Linked DNA regions of Homo sapiens: region 2 is linked to region 1. Evidence: chromatin contacts called from ENCODE Hi-C or POLR2A ChIA-PET data. All regions are on one chromosome and are shown on one strand. The core of a region is the stretch at or near the end of the contact, and the rest is flanking DNA. Distances in the headings are between cores, read along the strand shown.

What was found. Hi-C counts contacts between places; a loop is a spot of excess contacts on that map. ChIA-PET counts read pairs that join two places held with the same protein, here RNA polymerase II (POLR2A). Pooled maps may share reads with other maps.
Region 2: a loop to region 1 is called in a map of endothelial cell of hepatic sinusoid, with 6 times the contacts of the local background. The contact joins two enhancer-like sites. A Hi-C loop is called at or near these places in 2 of 168 maps with a recorded cell type or tissue (PC-9 and endothelial cell of hepatic sinusoid) and 6 of 50 pooled maps. POLR2A ChIA-PET finds 5 or more read pairs at or near these places in 2 of 52 experiments (A673 and AG04450).

Annotation. Positions count from the first base shown.
Region 1 is chr1:205,270,715-205,277,353 of GRCh38, reverse strand. It overlaps TMCC2 (transmembrane and coiled-coil domain family 2), which reads right to left. Exons shown (of 5, transcript NM_014858.4): 4 at 6,099-6,234; 5 at 4,011-5,541. The coding sequence ends at 5,230. Among named protein-coding and RNA genes, the nearest start is that of TMCC2-AS1, 37 kb to the right of the region's middle. RefSeq lists enhancers at 862-1,521, 2,130-2,712, 2,713-3,294, 5,497-5,641, a silencer at 3,539-3,833 and a cis regulatory region at 5,569. Within about 2 kb of position 2,078, at least 11 of the 41 ENCODE cell types and tissues checked have a DNase peak (open chromatin) inside an H3K27ac peak, as active enhancers do.
Region 2 is chr1:205,377,513-205,384,044 of GRCh38, reverse strand. LEMD1 (LEM domain containing 1) reads left to right here. Exons shown (of 6, transcript NM_001199050.2): 6 at 2,189-2,667. The coding sequence ends at 2,387. It overlaps LEMD1-AS1 (LEMD1 antisense RNA 1), which reads right to left. Exons shown (of 4, transcript NR_038425.1): 2 at 4,720-4,991; 3 at 1,901-2,018. It overlaps LOC105371698 (a long non-coding RNA gene), which reads left to right and starts at 5,395. Exons shown (of 3, transcript XR_922462.2): 1 at 5,395-5,613; 2 at 5,736-5,764. Within about 2 kb of position 1,309, at least 2 of the 41 ENCODE cell types and tissues checked have a DNase peak (open chromatin) inside an H3K27ac peak, as active enhancers do.

The sequences.
Region 1 (6,639 bases), core at 829-3,328:
AACAAATTAGCTGGGCATGGTAGCACACACCTGTAGTCCCAGCTGCTCAGGAGGCTGAGGCAGGAGAATAGCTTGAACCCAGGAGGTGGAGGTTGCAGTGAGCCAAGATCGTGCCACTGCCCTCCAGCTTGGGCGACAGAGCAAGACTTTGTCTCAAAAAAAAAAAAAAAAAATCAAAGTAAGGCAACAAGAGAGGGATAAAAGACTACAAATAGGGTACAGTGCACACTGCTTGGGTGATGGGTGCACCAAAATCTCACAAATCCCCACTAAAGAACTTACTCATGTAACCAAACACCACCTGTTCCCCAATAACCTATGGAAAAAAAATTATAACAACTACTTAATGCCAGATACATGCTGAGAAAATTAAACTGAAATAATTTGTTTCACTTAAAAACAAAACAAAACAAAAAAACACAGTAAGGGCAACAAGAGAACCTTCAGCTGAGGCTGGCAGGGCGCCGAGACTGGGCACCCAGACCTCTCAGGATCACCTCTGGGGCTTTTGGAATCAGAGCCAGCTTAGTGGATGGCTGCCTGGAGGCAGGCGCATGGCTGAGGTGGCACCGCTGGGCCCAGGATGCTTCATCCGGACAGTCGAGCCTTGGGGTATGGGGGGACCAAGGCGGGAGTGCTCTCCTGGGAGGCCCTGTGTCTGGCGGGCATCGCTGCTGTCACCACCCCGACTGCTCTTCTGGCTGAGTGACTCAGGACCTGCCAGCAGGCCCAAATGTGCTGGGACAAGTCTCAGCCTCCCCTCCTTCCCCACATGCCTCCCCGCAGCCTAGTGGGGACCAAGCTTCCTCCTTCCATCTGCATCTGGAGTTTGGCTGCAAGCCGTCAGGCCCATGGGTCACTGCTGGCTGCTTTCCCAAGCCCTGCCCAGCCCTGTCCCTGGGCAGATCAAAGCCCTCCCTGGGGGCCCCAGATGGCTGGCAGCATTCTAACAGGTCATTCCCCTAGAGTGAGATCCTGGGGTGTCATGGGGCAGGCACTCATAGCTGACACCTACGAGCCTCACCGGTGTCCTAACAGTTGGGCAGCACGGATATGATTATCCCCATGTTTCAGCTGGGGAAACTGAGGCCCACAACCTCCACAGTCTCAACTCAAAAGCAGGCATCTTGATTCCTGCTCTCCTTCCTAGACCCCACACCCAGGACCATGGGCTGGAGGCGGGAGGGACCCACAGACTGATACACTTGTGGAGCTGGGGTGTTGGCAGCCATCTTGGGTCAAATAGGCTGAATCCAGTCCTCTCTCAAGCTGGGGCTTGGCCTCTTGGGACTGGACCAGCTTTGTCTACCAGACCGAGGGGAGAGGCTGCTGGGAATAAGCAGGCTCTGGGTTCCCAGGGAAGAGGAACCCTAAGGACCTCTATTAGGTTTTCCAGAATCAGAGGCTGAGGCTCACTTAGCCACCCTTGGCCTTGTATGTTCCTGTGGGGTCGGCCTTAGACTTCCCTGAAGAGTTCTTCTGCATCTTAATATCTTACAGGCTCAGGAAAGAGGAGCAGTAATAAGTCCAGTCTCGGGTTAATCCATCATATTCTAGGCCTTGTGCTTAAGTCTTGACCTGCAGAATGTCAAGTCTCCTGCACCCAAGCCTGTGAGCCAGTGCCATGTCATCTCCATTCCTCCTGGAAGATGAGGAGATTGGGCTGAGAGCAGCTGGAACCCTGTCCAAGGTGAGTGGCAGCACTGGGGTTTGAGCCTAGGTCTGCTGGCTCCTTAATATTGGGATCCAGACTTGACTTAAGGGCCCTGGCTTTGAAAGGGAAATTGAACCTGCCATGAAGATCCCTCCAGGTGCCCAGGCTGCAGCTCCCCTCCTCTCCCACCCTGTGGCCCCAAGTCTTTCCTCCTCCCTTCCCTCCCTCCATAGCTCAGAACCACTCCAGAGTAACCTGTGCTGGCAGGGGTTAAGTCACCTCCTGCTGGCCTGTGCTGTCTGCCTGCTTTGCTGTTTGCCAGGGCTGCACCTGTTGTAGCCCTACAGTTTTGATGAGGTTGGCAGGGAGTGCCAGCTCTGCACGGGCATGGTAAACATGCCACCTGCCTGCTCAGTGCTGCTGGAGCAGTAACGTGCCAACTTCAACATGAATTCTTAGCTACTCCCTCTGTAGTGGACCCAGGCTGAGGGGAGCATACCAGCCTGGCTGAGACCTCCGGACCCTCAGGTGAGGGGCTGGGACCTGCATGACAGATGCTCTGGGAAGGACCTGCCTGTTGGCCCTGCATTCTGAAGAACGGTCCCCAGCAAAGGAGGCCAGGTTGAAGTGGGGGCAATGCACTCCCTTTTTTCCTTCTTTTTTTTTGTTTTTTTATTTGAGACAGAGTTTCACTCTTGTCGCCCAGGCTGGAGTGCAATGGCACACTCTTGGCTCACTGCAACCTCCGCCTCCCAGGTTCAAGTGATTCTCCTGCCTCAGCATCCCAAGTAGCTGGGATTATAGGCATGTGCCACCACGCCCGGCTAATTTTGTATTTTAAGTAGAGATGGGGTTTCACCATGTTGGTCAGGCTGGTCTCGAACTTCTGACCTCCGGTGATCCACCCACCTTGGCCTCCCAAAGTGTTGGGATTACAGGCGTAAGCCATCATGCCGGGCCGCACCCCCTTTTTTCTAAAGGGCGAGAAGGCTCAAACACAAACAAGGAAGCATCAGTGACCATCAGAGTCCCAGACAGGCAGGGCTTTATTAGACACGTTGTCATGATAAGGCAAACACAGGCTGGTGTTCTGTCCTTTTTGCAGATGACCCTGTGTAGCTGGGGCTGGTCTTCCCCCACCTCCTCTGTTCGCTGTCAGTCTCAGGATCAGCTGAGCATGGCCGCCACCCTCCCTCCCTTTTTCCTCCTCCCTTTCAGTGTGGGCTGTTGTTGGCAGTGACATTTAATTCAGGGAAGGCACCTGACCTTGGGGAGGAATGTGGGAAATGTCTGCAGCCTGGGGCAGCCACCCCCCACCTGGGGCCCAGGAATGTGGGCTCTAGGACACCTGTGGCCCCCAAGGGAGGTGAGTGTAGGGTCCAGGAATGACACTGTTGGAAGGCCCCGGCAAGGTCACCTAGTGAAACTCTTACATTGTGCAGAGGGTGAGGATGAGCCACCAATGCCACCCCCCGTGGCACCAGCACAGCCTTCTCTCCAATCTGGTGACAGCACTGTCTCTGACTCTTGTTGTCTCCTCAAGCCTGAGGCCACAAGTACAGCGGCAACTTCTGATTTGTCAGACCCACAGAACTGCAGAATGTCCAAGCCCTTCGAAGTGAGCTGCTGCACATCCTCTACCGCTGATGTGGAGACTGAGGTGCAGAGAGATGTGAGTTGGCTGCCATCTACTCACTATGGGCCAGGACCCAGGTCTCTGGGGTGGGTGCATTTCCCACCATCCCTCCTGTTCCAGATGCTGGAAGTCAGCATCTTTTCATCCCAGCAGGGAGATTCAGGTGGCCTCTCCTAAACCCCCACAGGGTTACTGCTGGGAGTGCAGTGCCATCTAGGGTGCCCATCTGTGTGAACTGCCGGGAGTGGGTGCTGCAGCCACAGAGGGCCTGGTCACTACACTCAAGCCCATGCTCCAGCACCTGGAGAGCAGGTGCTCTGTGCTCTGGCTGACGGCTCTGAGAAAACCAAGCTAACTCCAGCAGCTGCCTTCTTTGGGGCTGCACCGGGAGAAAGTGTTAGCGTAAGGACTCTGCTGCCCTCTCGTGGCCTCACTTGGGTATGGCTGCTGCCATTCAGGCCGCTGGTGGCTCACCTGCTCCGAGCTATGGAAATCTCTCTCCTAATTGCCTTTGCCTGGACTCTAAGAGGCCTGGATGGGGTGGATATCATCCCTTCTATCATACCGCTTAGGCCATGCCTTGTTCCTTGTCGGATTCTGGAGGAAGAGGGCCTCAGGTCAACAGGAGAGGCCTAGCCTGTGTTACCCAGAATGCTTGGGTGTGGGGAGAGACGTGGTGGTTCCCACAGACACAACCTAATCAACCAACACCAGACAGGATGGTTTGAAAATTTAGAGGATATTTATTTCTCAGGAAGGTGCACAACAGCTGGCAGGCACTGCTTTCCCTGCTCTAGGGGATTCCTCTCTCCTTTTCCAAGAAATCCCCTCTCTTCTTAGAAGTGCCCATGGGAGGCTGGGATGTGAAAAGAAACCATACACAACACTCCAGAGCCTTAAAAAAATAAAGCAACAACCTCCTCCACACGAATACACTTACAAAATAAATAGACGGATAAAAGAGAGGCCACGTGCCTCCCATCCCGGCTGTAGGGCTGCTTGGGGATAGTGGGGCTGGGTGGCTCGGTCCCACTTCTCCCAGCCAGGATGATCCAAAGGCTAAATGGAATGGAAGGGCCCTGGCTTCAGAGAGAGGATGGGGCAGGACCTCTCCTGGTACTCAGCAGGGAAGACACTGGGGGCACGGGTAGGGAACAAAGGAACAAATAAATAAATAAATAGAACCCAACAGCACTCTCAGAGGCCTAAGGGCTTAGGGTGAGGCTCAGGGGGGCCCTGGGGCCTGTTTCCCTGAAAATAACAGATCCAGTACAGGCAGAAAGAACAGAAGGGAAAACACAGGCCACACCCACCTGGCCTGCAGAGCCCAGCCCCAGAAGGAGGCCTCAAATCAGCTCTACAGGGAGGAGGGGTGGGGTGGGGATGCTGAGCTCCACACTAGCTGCTCTGAGCCTGCTCTCTGGCCCTGGAGGTGCCCGAAGGCTAGGGACCCTCCCATCCCTGTGTTCTCTGCGGCCAGCAGAGCCTCCTCCCTCACTCTCCAGCCTTCATCCTCACCATCTCCACCAGAGAAAACCGTAGCTATCTCCGAGGTGGGCTCTTTCCTAGGAAAGTTGAGGCAGAGCCCTCTCCTCCTATTCTTAATGGTCTTCCTGACTTGGGGCATCCTGAGGGTCAGCTGGGAGAAGTCCTTGTGTAACTATAAATAATCAAAACAATCCAACCCCATGTCCACCTCTGCTCCACTTGGCCACAGGTGCCCGCACTATCTCCAGGTAGGGCTGCATTCTAAGCTCCCTTCAGGCCAACAGGGAGAAGGTGTCAGACAGAAGCAAGTACAGAGAAGGGGGCAGGAGCTGCTGGAATGGACAGTTTGGGCAGGAGGCCAAACTGGACACACAAAGAAGTCCAAGGGTCCCTCCTGGAGAAGTGTGGCCAGCTGGGGGCCAGAGAGCACAGGGTTGGTGTGGCTGGCCACTCAGCTGGGCAGCAACACGTGCTCCAGGAGGTAGGTGAGGGAGTCCCAGTGCTTCCAGAGGAGGAACAGGACGAGGACCAGGAGGGTGGTGCTGGTGATGCGCAGGCGTGTCTTCATGAGGGGCGTGATGAAGTTGGCGATGGTGGACACGAACACCAGCAGCACGGCCATGAGCGCCAGGATCACGTTGATGAACTTGCCCAGCAGCGCCCGCGCGTTGGCATTCTCCACGCCCTCCAGCTGTACCACCTGCTGCTGTTGCTGCTGCAGCTCCAGCTTGGTGACCCGGGTCAGGCAGGACTCCACGGCCTCCTGCAGGGGCAGAGGGGCTGGCATGTGTGCGCTCAGGATGGGCAGGACCCCTAGGCTGAAAACCTACCTACCCCACTGAGAAGGTGCCTATAACGAAGTCTCCTCTCCAAAGGCCAGGAGGAGTGGAGGTTGACCAGCTGCAACTGGGGTCAGAGACCTTTAAGGATGACTCTTTGGGGAGGATGCTAGGAAATGAGAGTCTTGATTACTAGGGAAGGAAAAGAGCTGGCCCAATCCCAGCTGGCTCCCTCTTGAGGCAGGCTGGAGCCTGGAAACTCCAAATACTCATTTGCGAAGCTGCCATCAAAGAGGTGGGGGGCATGGTGGCCTCTGCCCTGTGGGCTTGCCTCTGCACAGTGCACGCTGTCAGCCTCAGGCCTGTCTTGCTCACTCCACTCCGCTCCCGCTACGCTGCCCTCTTCATCCATGTGCCTATCGGCCCCGGCCAACAGGCCAGCCTGTGTCTATCATGCCCCACGTGACAAGAACCCTAACCCTCTGGCTGCTGCCAGCTCTACCAGCACATCTGGGGCCTCCCAAGGTTGCCCTGGCCATACCTGGATGTCCCGTGCCCTCTCATAGGACTGGTAGGCCACCTTCTCCTCCATGCTGGCCAGCTCCTGCTTCAGGTTCGTCATCTCGTTCTGATGAAGCTCAGTCAGGTCGTTGAGCTGCTCCTCCAGCCGCTCGTACCTGGCGGAGGGAGAGAGAGTGACACCAGTCCTGGCTCCCCGAGCTTCCACTCTCTCCCACAGTTGATTCATTCATTCTCTCAATAAACAATGACTCAGCCCATCCCCCGTGTCCAGCTCTGCTCTGTTCTAATTTTAACAGCAACAACAATAGAAGCTACTATTTACACAGCACTTCTTAGGTGTAGGCACTGTGCTAAGCATTTTACCTACATGACCTCATAGGATCCTCCCCACAATCCCATGAGATAGGTGCCAGTGTCATCTCCATTTTACAGAGGAGAAGACTGAGGCGTGGAGGCTGAGGAGCCTGCCTAGGATCACGCAGCTCATGAATGGAGGAGTTAAGGATTGGCTGACTTCAACCTGGGCTCTTAAGCCCTAGGCTCAGATGCTCTCTGGGTAC
Region 2 (6,532 bases), core at 60-2,559, 110 kb before region 1:
TCACAGCCCAAGTCTCCTGATGTGTAGCCATTTGGAAACATTTCTTTCTATTTGTGCCTTGGAAGGTGGGCAAGAGGCAAAAAAAAAAAAAAAAATGTAAAGGATATAAGGCCGGGTGCGGTGGCTCTTGCCTGTAATCCCAGCACTTTGGGAGGCTGAGGCAGATGGATTGCCTGAGGTCAGGAGTTCGAGACCAGTCTGGCCAACATGGTGAAACCCCATCTCTACTAAAAACACAAAAAAATTAGCCAGACGTGGTGGCATGCGCCTGTAATCCCAGCTACTCGGGAGGCTGAGGCAGGGGAATTGCTTGAACCAGGGAGGCGGAGCTTGCTGTGAGCCGAGATCATGCCACTGCACTCCAGCCTGGGTGACAGAGCGAGACTCTGCCTCAAAAAAAAAAAAGAAAAAAGAAAAAAAAAAAAGGATATAAATACACAGTTAAATAGGATAAATAAGACCTAGGGTTCAATAGGTCAGAAGAGTGGCTTTAGTTAACAATAACCTATTGAACACTTCAAAATAGCTAGAAGAGAATAATTTAAACATTCCTAGCATAAAGAGAAGATAAATATTTAAGGTGGTGGATATCCTAATTACCCTGATTTGATCTTTACACATTATATGAAGGTATCAGAATAGCACATGTTGGCTGGGCACAGTGGCTCATGCCTGTAATCCCAGCATTTTGGGAGGCTGAGGTAGGAGGATCACTTGAGGCCAGGAGTTTGAGATCAGCTTAAGCAAAATAGTGAGATCCTGTCTCTACAGAAAAATTTAAAAATTAGCCAGGCATGGTGGTATGTGCCTACAGTCCCAGTTACCTGGGAGGCTGACGCAGAAGGATTAGTTGAGCCCAGGAGTTCAAGGCTGCAATGCAGTGAGCTATGATCACGCCACTGCATTCCAGCCTGGGCAACAGAGTGAGACCCTGTCTCAAAAAAATATGTATGTAATATAAAATTACATATACCCTCAAATATGTAAATCTATTATGTATCAATTTTTAAAAACGAATAAAAAGAGTAAGTAGTTCAAATAAAAGCTCAAGACAGGCAATTGTATTAGTCAGAAAGTAAAGCTTTCTGGAGAGTTTCCTAACTTCTGAATAAACTTCAGCAGGTTTTGCAGAATTAGGCTAGTGGAAACATAAGGCTCTTGCAAAAAAATTTCAGAAAGTACTCTTGCCTTTTTAAGTGCAAAATAAGCAGATTGCAAAGGCGCTTTTCCTCTCCACCCTGAAAGGTGGTGTTTGTACTTGAGAAGGGAGGAAGGAGGGGGCCTGAGTACTGAGGCTTCCCATCCACTTATACAATTTCCCAGCGAGGACTTGGGGATCTGCAAGGCCTGTGCCAAGTCAGGCTTTATGCCGGCATTGAGAAGTGATACACAAGTGGGTGGAAACAATGAAGAAATGTTTTGTGGGATTTGAGAGACCTCATATCCCCCAATACGCTGTTAGTATCACTTGTTGAAATTAGAGACTGGGCACAGTGGCTCACGCCTGTAATCCCAGCACTTTGGGAGGCTGAGGTGGGAGGATCCCTTGAGCCCAGGAGTTTGAGACCAGCCTGGGCAACATGGTGAGCCCTCGTCTCTACAAAAAAATTTATTTTTTAATTTTTTTGGAGACAGGGTCTCATTCTGCCACCCAGGCTGGAGTGCAGTGGCACAATCATAGTACACTGCAGCCTCAAACTCCTCGGCTCAACTGATTCTCCCATCTCAGCCTCCATGCCCAGCTAATTTTTATATTTTTTGTAGAGACAGGGTTTCGAACTCCTGGGCTCAAGCAGTCTGCCTGCCTTGGCCTCCCAAAGTGCTGGAATTACAGGTGTGAACCACCACACCTGGCCTACGAAATTTTTTTTTTTAATTAGCTGGGGGTGGTGGCATGTACCTGTGGTCCGAGCTACTCGAGAGGCAGACGTGGGAGGATGTCTTGAGCCCAGGAGGTTAAGGCTGCAGTGAGCTGTGATTGTACCACTGCACTCCAGCCTGGACAACAGAACAAGATCCTGTCTTAAAAGAAAAAAAAAGAAATTAGCCTAGGTTTTTAGTAAGGAGAGGCTACCTCTAAAGCCCCACCATGACTGCACCCTTGGGCTTCAAGACCCACACACTTTAAGGGGCTACTCAAGTGCACCACAGCTGTCCACAATCCTAAGAGCCACTGATGTTTTCACAGGTGGGCTGCAAGAGCACCAAGCACCAGAATCACATATGGGACTATCACCAAAGAGAGAGACTACTGCGCGGAAGACCAGACTATCGAGAGCTGGAGAGAAGAAGGTTTCCCAGTGGGCTTGAAGCTTGCTGTGCTTGGTATTTTCATCATTGTGGTGTTTGTCTACCTGACTGTGGAAAATAAGTCGCTGTTTGGTTAAGTAATTTAGGAGCAAAGCAATGCTCCAAGCGAGGCCTCCTGCTTCAGGAAAGAACCAAAACACTACCCTGAAGGGCCAGCCTAGCCTGCAGCCCTCCCTTGCAGGGAGCCTTCCCTTGCACTGTGCTGCTCTCACAGATCGGTGTCTGGGCTCAGCCAGGTGGAAGGAACCTGCCTAACCAGGCACCTGTGTTAAGAGCATGATGGTTAGGAAATCCCCCAAGTCATGTCAACTCTCATTAAAGGTGCTTCCATATTTGAGCAGGCGTCAAACAAGGAAACTGTCTGGCGTTTTTCTTTCTAAGTATGGTGACAAGCCATAGGTCGCATTTTATTCACTCCTCCAATTGTATAGCCAATTCTGGGAAACAGCTAATTTACAGCAGAAGAATGTGTCTAGTTTAGTAAACACAAAGAAATGTCCAACACCATGAAAACAATTTAGAACAGGATAGCATTTTTGCCTTTGAAACTTAGCAAGGTTCTAAAAAATTACCATCTGACAAAGGAATGTAATAACCATGGCCTCAGGGACCAGGCAGAGCTGTGTAGGCACCCGGCTCCTCTCTTTATCGGCCCTGTGACCTTGGGTGAGTTAGTTGTCCTCCTGGAGTTTCAATTTCAGCTTTCAAAAATAGGGGTAGAATAGGCCTCTTAGGGTGATGAAGAATTTGAGGAAATAATGTGAGTAGTGGACTTAGTGTGGTCCACACCTGACTTGTAGCAAGCACTCAATAAATGCTTAAGCAATGTTACACTTTGGCACAATATGGGAGGAGCTAATTCTAGGTACAAAAAAGCACCAAAGGCTGGGCATGGTGGCTCACGCCTGTAATCCCAGCACTTTGGGAGGCCGAAGTGGGTGGATCACTTGAGGTCGGGAGTTCAAGACCAGCCTGGCCAACATGGCGAAACCTTGTCTCTACTAAAAATACAAAAAATTAGCCGGGTGTGGTGGCGCATGCCTGTAGTCCCAGCTACTCGGGAGGCTGAGTCAGGAGAATCACTTGAACCCAGGAGGCAGAGGTTGCAGTAAGCAGAGATCGTGCCACTGCACTTCAGCCTGGGCAACAGCCCGGGCTCATGATCCACCTGCCTCGGCCTCCCAAAGTGCTGGGATTACAGGCATGAGCCACCATGCCCAGCCTGAAAATGCTTATTTAAAAATTTTTTTAAAAAATAGCTTTATTGTGGAAGGCTGAGATAGGGGAATTGCTTGAGTCCAGGAGTTCAAGGCTGCAGTGAGTTGTGATCACACTACTTCACTCCAGCCTGGGCCCTATCTCTTAAAATATATATATGTAGAGAGAGAGATAAATAATTTATATGCCATATAATTCACCTACTGAGGGTTACAGTTCAATGATTTTTAGTATATTCATAGGGTTATGCAATCATTCCCGCAATAAATTTTAGAATATTTTCATCATTCCAAAAAGAAATTCTTAAGGTGCTCATTTTAATGGTAAACAAAAAAGGACACAAATTTGTTGTACCATATTATCACAACTGCACAACACTGGAAGAAAATATGTCAAAATGTTAAGAGTACTTCGGTGACTGGAGCTCTAATTTTTCCCCCTATTTCTACTTTTTAAATATTTTTAAAGATTTCTGTAAGTAGTGTGTATCAGTTTGCTAATGAGAGAATATAAATATTAATTTTTAAAAATTGCATTCTGTCTGGATGTGGTGGCTCATGCTTGTAATCCCAGCACTTTGGGAGGCTGAGGTGGGAGGATCGCTTGAGGCCAGGGGTTTGAGACCAGCCTGGACAACATAGCAAGATCCTGCCTATAAAACAAAAAAAGAAGAAGAAATTTTTGAAAAACTGCATACTGTATTACAGTTTGAATGCAAGGATCATAAAACTCTAGTAAGACTGGCTTAAACAGAGATTTATTTTTATCTCATAAAAAGAAGTCTAGGGCCAGGCGCTGTGGCTCAACCCTGTAATTCCAGCACTTTGGGAGGCCTAGGTGGGAGGATCACCTGAGGTTGGAAGTTCAAGACCAGCCTGACCAACATGGACAAACCGTGTCTCTACTAAAAATACAAAATTAGCCAGGCGTGGTGGCACATGCCTGTAATCCCAGCTACTCGGGAGGCTGAGGCAGGAGAATCACTTGAACCCGAGAGGTGGAGGTTGCGGTGAGCCAAGATCATGCCATTGCACTACAGCCTGAGTTTTTTGAAACTCCGTCTCAAAAACAAAAAAAAGTCTAGAGTTTAAGATGTCCAATATTGTTTAAAATGACCAAAAATGTAATATAATTCTGATTCAAACAAACCAGCTGCAGAAAAAATTATGATCAAGGAGATGCGAAACTGACCCGATTCTTGGTGGTATTCAGAGAGGTTTGGTCTGACTGAGCTGCAGCAGCTGTCCGACTCCCAGGGGAAAAAGCGAAAGGCTGAGAGAATCCCAGACACTGGCCTGACACGTTGGAACTGCCGAAATTCCATGAAGGATCCAGATAATGGCCATCACATCATCATTTAAGGCAGGACGTAAGGACTAACCATGTCTCTTCTCCAGCTCTACATATTTCATCCTGAGCAGCAAGGGAGGCTGAGAAAGTGGGCGCTGGAGCCTTGGCAGCCTCTGTGTTAGAAGAGGGAGAAGAGGATTGGTCATAGGAGTAAGCAGAGCCAACCTACAGTGGTGGCCACATGCACTTAAAAAAGAAAACTTCTGTTGTGTTGTTTGGTTTGTTTGTTTTGAGACAGGGTCTCACTCTATTACCCAGGCTGGAGTGTGGTGGATCACCGCAACCTCCACCTCCCGGGCTCAAGTGAACCTCCCACCTCAGCCTCCCGAGTAGCTGGGACTACAGGCATGTGCCACCATATCTGGCTAATTTTTTTTGTATTTTTTATAGAGATGGGGTTTCACCGTGTTGCCCAGGCTGGTTCCGAACTCCTGGGCTCATGTGATCCTCCCAAAGTGCTGGGTTTACAGGCGTGAGCCACTGCGCTCCACCAATACTTCCGTTCTTAATAAAACCAAACATGATAAAAAATAAAACTTCTAGAAAGTTTCCTCCATTATTTTCAACTTTTCCCAGTTCTTTTATGTTAGAATTCTGGAATCAGTTTAAAGAGACTGCACAGACAATTACTTTTGTGTCTGACCATTCAAGGTGTGAGTTCCCAACCAGCAGTATCAGCATCTCAGGCTCCGTCCCAACTACTGAGCCAGAATCTGCATTTCAACAGGATCCCAGGTGATTCCTACCCAAATTAAAGTTTGGGAAGCATTGTGGTGGCCCATCCCTATCAGATGCTGTGATATAGTGATATAATAAAAAATTTATATTTTGTCTCTGCCCCGGTTCCTGGCACACAGTTCCTAAAACTGTTGGAATCTCCTGAATGGTAAGTGTCTTTTTTATGCTATTTGACATGACTGGTGGCTGGCGGCCACTAGATAGCTTCAGGATGGGGACAGGTCACCAGAAAGATCAAGGCAGGATTCTAGGGTTAGAACTTTCAGTCCCATCCCCCCAAACTCCAGGAAAGGGAGATGAACTGAAGGTTAAGTCAATCATCAATGGCCAGTGATTTAATCAATCTTGCCTCCATAATGAAGCCGCTATAAAAACCCAGAAGGAGTGGGTTCAGAAGCAGGTTCTGGGTAGCTGAACCTGTGGAGATGCCTGGAGGGTGGAGTGCTAGAAACAGCGCGGAGCTCCGTGCCCCTTCCCACATGCTTCACCCTGTGCATCTCTTCCATCTGAATGCTCATCTGCACCCTTTATTATTAAACCAATACATGTAAGGGAAGTGTTTCCCTTAGTTTTGTGAACCACCCTGGGAAATTAATCTAACCCAAGGAGAGGGTCCTAGGAACCTTGATTTATAGTCGGTTGTTCAGAAGCACAGGTCACAATGTAGGGTTCTTAACTGGCATTGGAAGTGGGGGGCAGTCTTCTGAGACTGAGCCCCGAACCTGTGGGATCTGATGCTGTGCCTAGGCAGACAGTGTTGGAATTGAATTAAATTATAGGGCATCCAGTTGGTGTCTGATGGAGAATTTGGTGCCAGAATTGCTTGGTGTGTGGGGAAAAAACCCACACATCTGGTGTCAGAACTGTTGTGGTGGGTGGGAGTAGAAAAAAACACTTTGGTTGGCCAGGCATGGTG